Linked DNA regions of Homo sapiens: region 1 is linked to region 2. The links are chromatin loops, found by intact Hi-C in ENCODE. Cell type or tissue: PC-3. All regions are shown on one strand. Links, peaks and the distances in the headings refer to the core of each region. The heading gives the core; the rest is flanking DNA.

Region 1 (2,784 bases), core at 285-2,784, 60 kb after region 2:
TGAAAATGAGTTTTTTTGTGAATTGTCTATTTATGAATTTTTCGTTTTTTTCTATTGACTTTTTTAAAATTAAAATTTGTAGTTACTCTATTAGCTCCAGTCTTTGACTTTACAAGCCCTTACACATACATCTCGTATCAGAAAGAGAAAAAAGAAAAATCTTACTGCCTTTCCTTACTTGCTAGTAGGAAAACATACTCATGCTTATATGATTGAAGGGGTGTATAAACTTTTGAAAGTGATCTAATTTAAATGCACTACTTGGAACTGGAAATCTGTAAGGTGCCTGGCAGACTAGAGACTGCAAAAAGCACAGTGCTGTTGGTACTGTTGATTGATGTGGGGCATTCACGAAAGACCACTGCCAGAAGTATTTTGCTGGTTGGCCAGGCACGGAAGCTCACACCTGTAACCGCAGCACTTTGGGAAGCTGAGGCGGGAGGATCACTTGAGCCCAGGAGTTCAAAATCAGCTTGGGCAACATAGTGTTTACAAAAACAATTTTTAAAAAAATTAGCCAGGAATGGCAGCATACACCTGTGGTCCTAGCTACTTCAGAGACTGAGGTAGGAGGATCACTTGAGCCCGAGAGGCTGAGGCTGCAGTGAGCCACGATTACACTACTGCACAGAAGCCTGGGTGGCAGAGTGAGACCCCGTCTCCAAAAAAAAAAAAAGTACATTATTGTCAGCAGGTTTACCTGACTTGGTGTTACCACTTGACTGCATCATTTTAGTGCCAGGCAAGGAACCAAGGCTTACAAATTTAGGTAAATATTTCCAAGATCCAGATGATTAATATTTTTAAAAATCACTTTGACTTTGAAGTCAAAGAAGCCTCATGATTTGACTGTAAGGTGTGAATACATCAGCAAGTTAATTAGAATGTTTACATGCTTGTGCAGCCCTTTCTGGGAAGGTTAGGACCCAGTAAAAGTGCAGCTCTGTGAAGTCCAATCTCAATCAGCAAATTCATTATAAATAATTTGAAAGATTTTACTCTTGTGGTTTATGGAGTTACTGAGATTTTGTATTCTTACCCAGTTCAGATTCTAGTGGTCTTTGGTGAATTAGGTTAGGTGGGGAGTATTTGTCTAACTGATGGTCAAATTAAATAATATAATGCTAACAGCTTCTATATATTAATATATTTAGAGAAATAAAGTACTGTTTCCTTATTGCCTTATTGCAAAATTTGATTTTAACAGCTGGCTATATACTTTCCTGCCTTTGCCCTCACCTGACTTGGTAGTTCCAGTTCAAGATTGATTATTCCAACTGTTCTATAGAAGCCCGAGGGGCTGTATTTTGGCTCATTTAAAATTGAATCTTGTTTTTTCCCTTATTAGAACTATGTTTGTACAAATCATTTTGCACAGTAAGATTTACTGTATGATACTTGTCTAGCTTTATCTTCCTGATCAGATTGAAAGCACCTTGAGGGGAAATAATGGTATTTACTGTTTTTAATCACAAAGTGAACAAAATCTTGCAACTATTGAAAGTTTAAAAGTATAGTTCCCTTTCAGGATCTTTGATTCATGCTTGTATATATTAGGCCAGTTTTGTAGGAAAAGAGCAGTGGATCTAGGCAATTTAATTGTGAATCTCGTGGCTGACACCGCTTCAAAGTGTGGTCCTATGCAAGTTCAGATGCATCATGTGACACATGAGAGTCATTCTAGTGATTGTCTATCTTAATGCTTTTTCTTTCACTGGCTGAAGGGCCTCTGCAAGTGTAGTTATTGGTGGTTACTTTCCTGACAAAGGTCTGGGCCCTAGGGATTGATGTTACCATAGACTTCCACAAGATGGCAGACCAAGCCCCTTTTTTGTTTTACTGGGTTTCAAATAGTTTTTAAGACACCTTGCTTATGCTTTTGATTCTTAAAGTCTTTTTTGCCTTTTCTTTAGGTGGGCAGTGTCAAACCGGGAAATGCTTATAGCTCAAAACAGCTCCTTGGAATTTAAGCTACACAGACTGTATTTTATTAGCTTGTTAATGGGTGGAACCACAAATCAGCGAGAGGCATTACAATATGCTAAAAATTTTCAGCCATTTGCCCTAAATCATCAAAAAGGTGAGTCTAGAGTCAGATGTTATTAATGTTTGAAACAGGGCTATAGCCACCACTGTAACTTAACAGTTCTTAACTAGAGCTAATACCTGTTTGCCAGTAAACAGTTGTAGTTGATAATCACTTACAGGAAAAGTTCTGACTGGCTCTAGACAAAAACAAAAATATTAAAGCCTCTTAGAAGTCAGAGATGTTGCAGATTTTGGAATTCCATATTAAACTTAGAGGAGATGTGAGAAAGAGCAAGGTGTGCACTTGCTCTTTTCCACCCCCACCTGGCTGTATGCTGCTGCTCTTGCCACAGCAAAGTGTCAGAGAGCCAAGGTGGCAACTGTCAACCCCACGAAACTGTGTAGGAAACATTAACTCTGCAGTCAGAGATAATGTGATGACATAATTGTTACTTCTCTAGGTAATGGTAATTATACTATGCTGTAGAGAAGAATTTAAATTATAAGTTCAGTATTTTCACTGCTTTCCTTTTCTTCCCTTTTCTCTCCATGCTGTTTAATTTAGGATGAAGGAAGAAACCAAGCTTAAGGACCAGAATTTTAAAAGACCTGTTAATACATTATTTTAGGCTGTATCAGTATGGGTGGGGGTATTCTTGCTTTTCGCAGCTTATTACTGCAAGCAAACTAATGCTTTCTTGCTGGTGCTTTTTTTAGACATTCAGGTTTTGATGGGAAGCCTTGTGTACCTGAGAC
Region 2 (2,813 bases), core at 76-2,575:
ACATGGTACTATGTATACCTACTCTGTTTTTCTTCCATATCACGGGGTGTAGACACTAAGACTGAATGCGCCCATATCTAGGGATTGGAGAAGTACCCCGGATATGATTGGATGAGAAATGATCTATTTCAATGCAATAATGTGTTTTAGCTGATTGTACATTATTGGATAACCATGATCGGGGTTGATTTGGAAAAAGGTGTATAAATTATCCATATTCCTTGCAATTGTGAACCCAACAGTAAACAGAATTATATGAACGAGCTTATTAAAATTTAAAACATAAAATGAGGTTTTACCTTCTGATCTCTTGCATCTTTGCCCTTGAATCAAACATGGATGTGAAATAAAATGATGCATGTTTAAAATGTAGTTATTAAATTCTCCAACTATATCAGTGTTGGAGGCCAAAAGAATGAGGGTTGTGATTAACTCAGTATACCACTGGAGGCTATATGAGTAAACAGCAAACTGTTCTCATAAAGGCAGAATGTTGGCAAACTGACAAATTGCGTCTGCCACCCAGAGGGAACGCTGAGTGCAGTCACGCCTCAGGCGCAAGTGTTTCTTGTGATTAGGCACATCTGAAGCCTGTTAGCAATAATGGGAACCTATGATCAATCAAGCAGCTGACGGATCGCTACCTCCTCCTCCCTGCTCTTTCTATCCAATAAATACGGAGGGCTGTGAAAGCTCAAGGCCCTTGCTCACTAGAAGCAAGGAGCCCCCGACCCCTTCTTTAAAATAGATTCTTTTGTCTTAAGTTTTCATTTCTGCGTTCGTCCTCTTTCATTCAGTCCCGTAGTAACTGTCACAAGCGGCGTTTGTCCTCCTTTGTTCAGTCTCGTAGTGACTGTTACATATTAGGGTATACAAAATTACAGCTAAGAAAAAAATCTTATTCTTTATTGTATTTTTATGGAATTTTATTCATATGGCTTTAGTTTTAGAGACATGAGTTTCTATACTTCTCTTTCATAATGAAGATTACCCTTTTCCTTTTGTTCAAATCAATAAGAAAAAGTGGCTGCAGTTACAAATAAGTTACAGTCACCTACATACAATGGGATGAGGCTCTGGGGGACTTCAGGAGGCAGTGAGTATATTGTGCATGTGGAATGTGAATCACGGGGGTCAGAAGGTAGACTGGGGTAGGCAGCCCCCAGATGGCTCCCAGTGACAGCAGCCTCCTCTTATTCTTGTTCTTGTATAATTCCCTCACATTGATTGTGGCCTGGATCTAGTGACTCGCTTCTAACAAATAGAATGCCAGAAAGGTGAGTCACTTCTGAGATTAGGTTATAAAAATAGGGTGAAGTCTATCTTGCTCTCTTGCTTGCTTATTCTGAGGGGGGCCAGCTGCCTTGTTGTAAGCACCCCACGGACAAGCCCTATGTGGCAAAGAACTGAGAGTGGCCTCTGGCCAACAGCTAGTGAAGAACTGAGGCTGAATCTAACAACCCATGAGGACTTGAATCCTGCCAACAACCACGTGAGTGAGCTTGAAAACAGATGAAGCCTTCAGATGACTGCAGGCTCAGCCAACACCTTAATTGCATCCTGTGAGTGACCCAGCTAAGCACTCCCAGATTCCTGACCCACCTGTGAGACAATGTTAAGTCAAGTTTTGGAGTAAGTTTGGAGTAATTTACAGCTTAATTTACACAGCCCTCAAGTAGCATATGGTCTAATTAAGTAAACTAAGCACATAAATAATAGCTAACAAGTATAATATTTACTATATGCCAGAGATTCTTCTAAGCATTTTACATTTAGTTAATCATTAATCATTTTTATTTATTTATTTTTTGAGACGGGGTCTCACTCTGTCACCCAGACTGGAGTGCAGTGGCGTGATCACTGCTCACTGCAGCCTCAAACTCCCCAGGCTCAGGTAATCCTCCCACCTCAGCCTTCCAAGTAGCTGGGAATACAGGTGCGTGTCACCACACCCAGCTAATTTTTGTATTTTTTGTAGAGATGGGGTTTCGACATGTTGCCCAGGCTGGTGGTCTTGATCTCCTGAGCTCAAGTGATCCACCCACCTCGGCCTCTCACAGTGCTGGGATTACAGGCATGAGCCATCACTCCTGGCCAATCATTAATCTTTATTTCTTTTTTCTTTTTCAGACAGTGTCTTGCTCTGTCACCCAGGCTGGAGTGCAGTGGCATGATCTCAGCTCACTGCAACTGCAACCTCTGTCTTCTGGGTTCAAGTGATTCTCCTGCCTCAGCCTCCCGAGTAGCTGGGATTACAGGCTTCCACCACCATGCTCGGCTTATTTTTTTTTTTTTTTTGTACTTTTAGTAGAGACGGGGTTTTGCCATGTTGGGCAGGTTGGTCTCAAACTCCTGACCTCAAGAGATCTCCCCACCTTGGCCTCCCAAAGTGCTGGGATTACAGGTGTGAGCTACCGTGCCCAGCCAATCATTTCACCTTTATGACAACTCTATTAGGTATTATTACTATCACCATTTTATAAAGAAATTAAGGCAACATGAGGTTAAATAACTTGCTCATGGTCACACAGTAGAGCTGAGTGTCAAACTCAGTTTGGTGCCGGATTTCACGTTCATTTGTACTGCCTCTTGCCATTTCATATACCGTAATAGAAGTATGTACGCTTTGTGGAAGTACTACAGCATGGAGAATGATTGTATCTGTAGGATAAAAGGGTCAGAAGATTTGCAGAGACTTAAGTAGGATTTGAAAGATGGAGGAAAGGGATTCCAGTCAGATGGAATAGCATATGTTAAGGTATGGGGGCACAGACTGACTGTTACTATTCCTTTCAAATGTTTGTAATCAGGTA

Evidence for each region. Peaks named below come from ENCODE experiments on the same cell type or tissue, not always from the same donor. Only the 100,000 strongest peaks of a DNase experiment are listed, where the experiment ranks them.
Region 1: a loop joins it to region 2, with 6 times the contacts of the local background. A loop is called at or near these places in 8 of 110 quality-filtered maps.

Annotation. Positions count from the first base shown.
Region 1 is chr2:86,763,114-86,765,897 of GRCh38, forward strand. It overlaps RMND5A (required for meiotic nuclear division 5 homolog A), which reads left to right. Exons shown (of 9, transcript NM_022780.4): 5 at 1,914-2,080; 6 at 2,746-2,784. Among named protein-coding and RNA genes, the nearest start is that of CD8A, 26 kb to the right of the region's middle. In PC-3, for the core only: CTCF peaks have their summits at 1,803 (motif pointing right) and 2,002; a DNase peak (open chromatin) is centred at 1,778.
Region 2 is chr2:86,703,359-86,706,171 of GRCh38, forward strand. The region is part of intron 1 of RNF103-CHMP3 (RNF103-CHMP3 readthrough); the gene reads right to left. Among named protein-coding and RNA genes, the nearest start is that of RMND5A, 16 kb to the right of the region's middle. In PC-3, for the core only: no CTCF peak of the experiment used is centred there; DNase peaks (open chromatin) are centred at 493, 1,253 and 1,513; H3K4me3 peaks cover 1,712 bases; H3K27ac peaks cover 2,067 bases.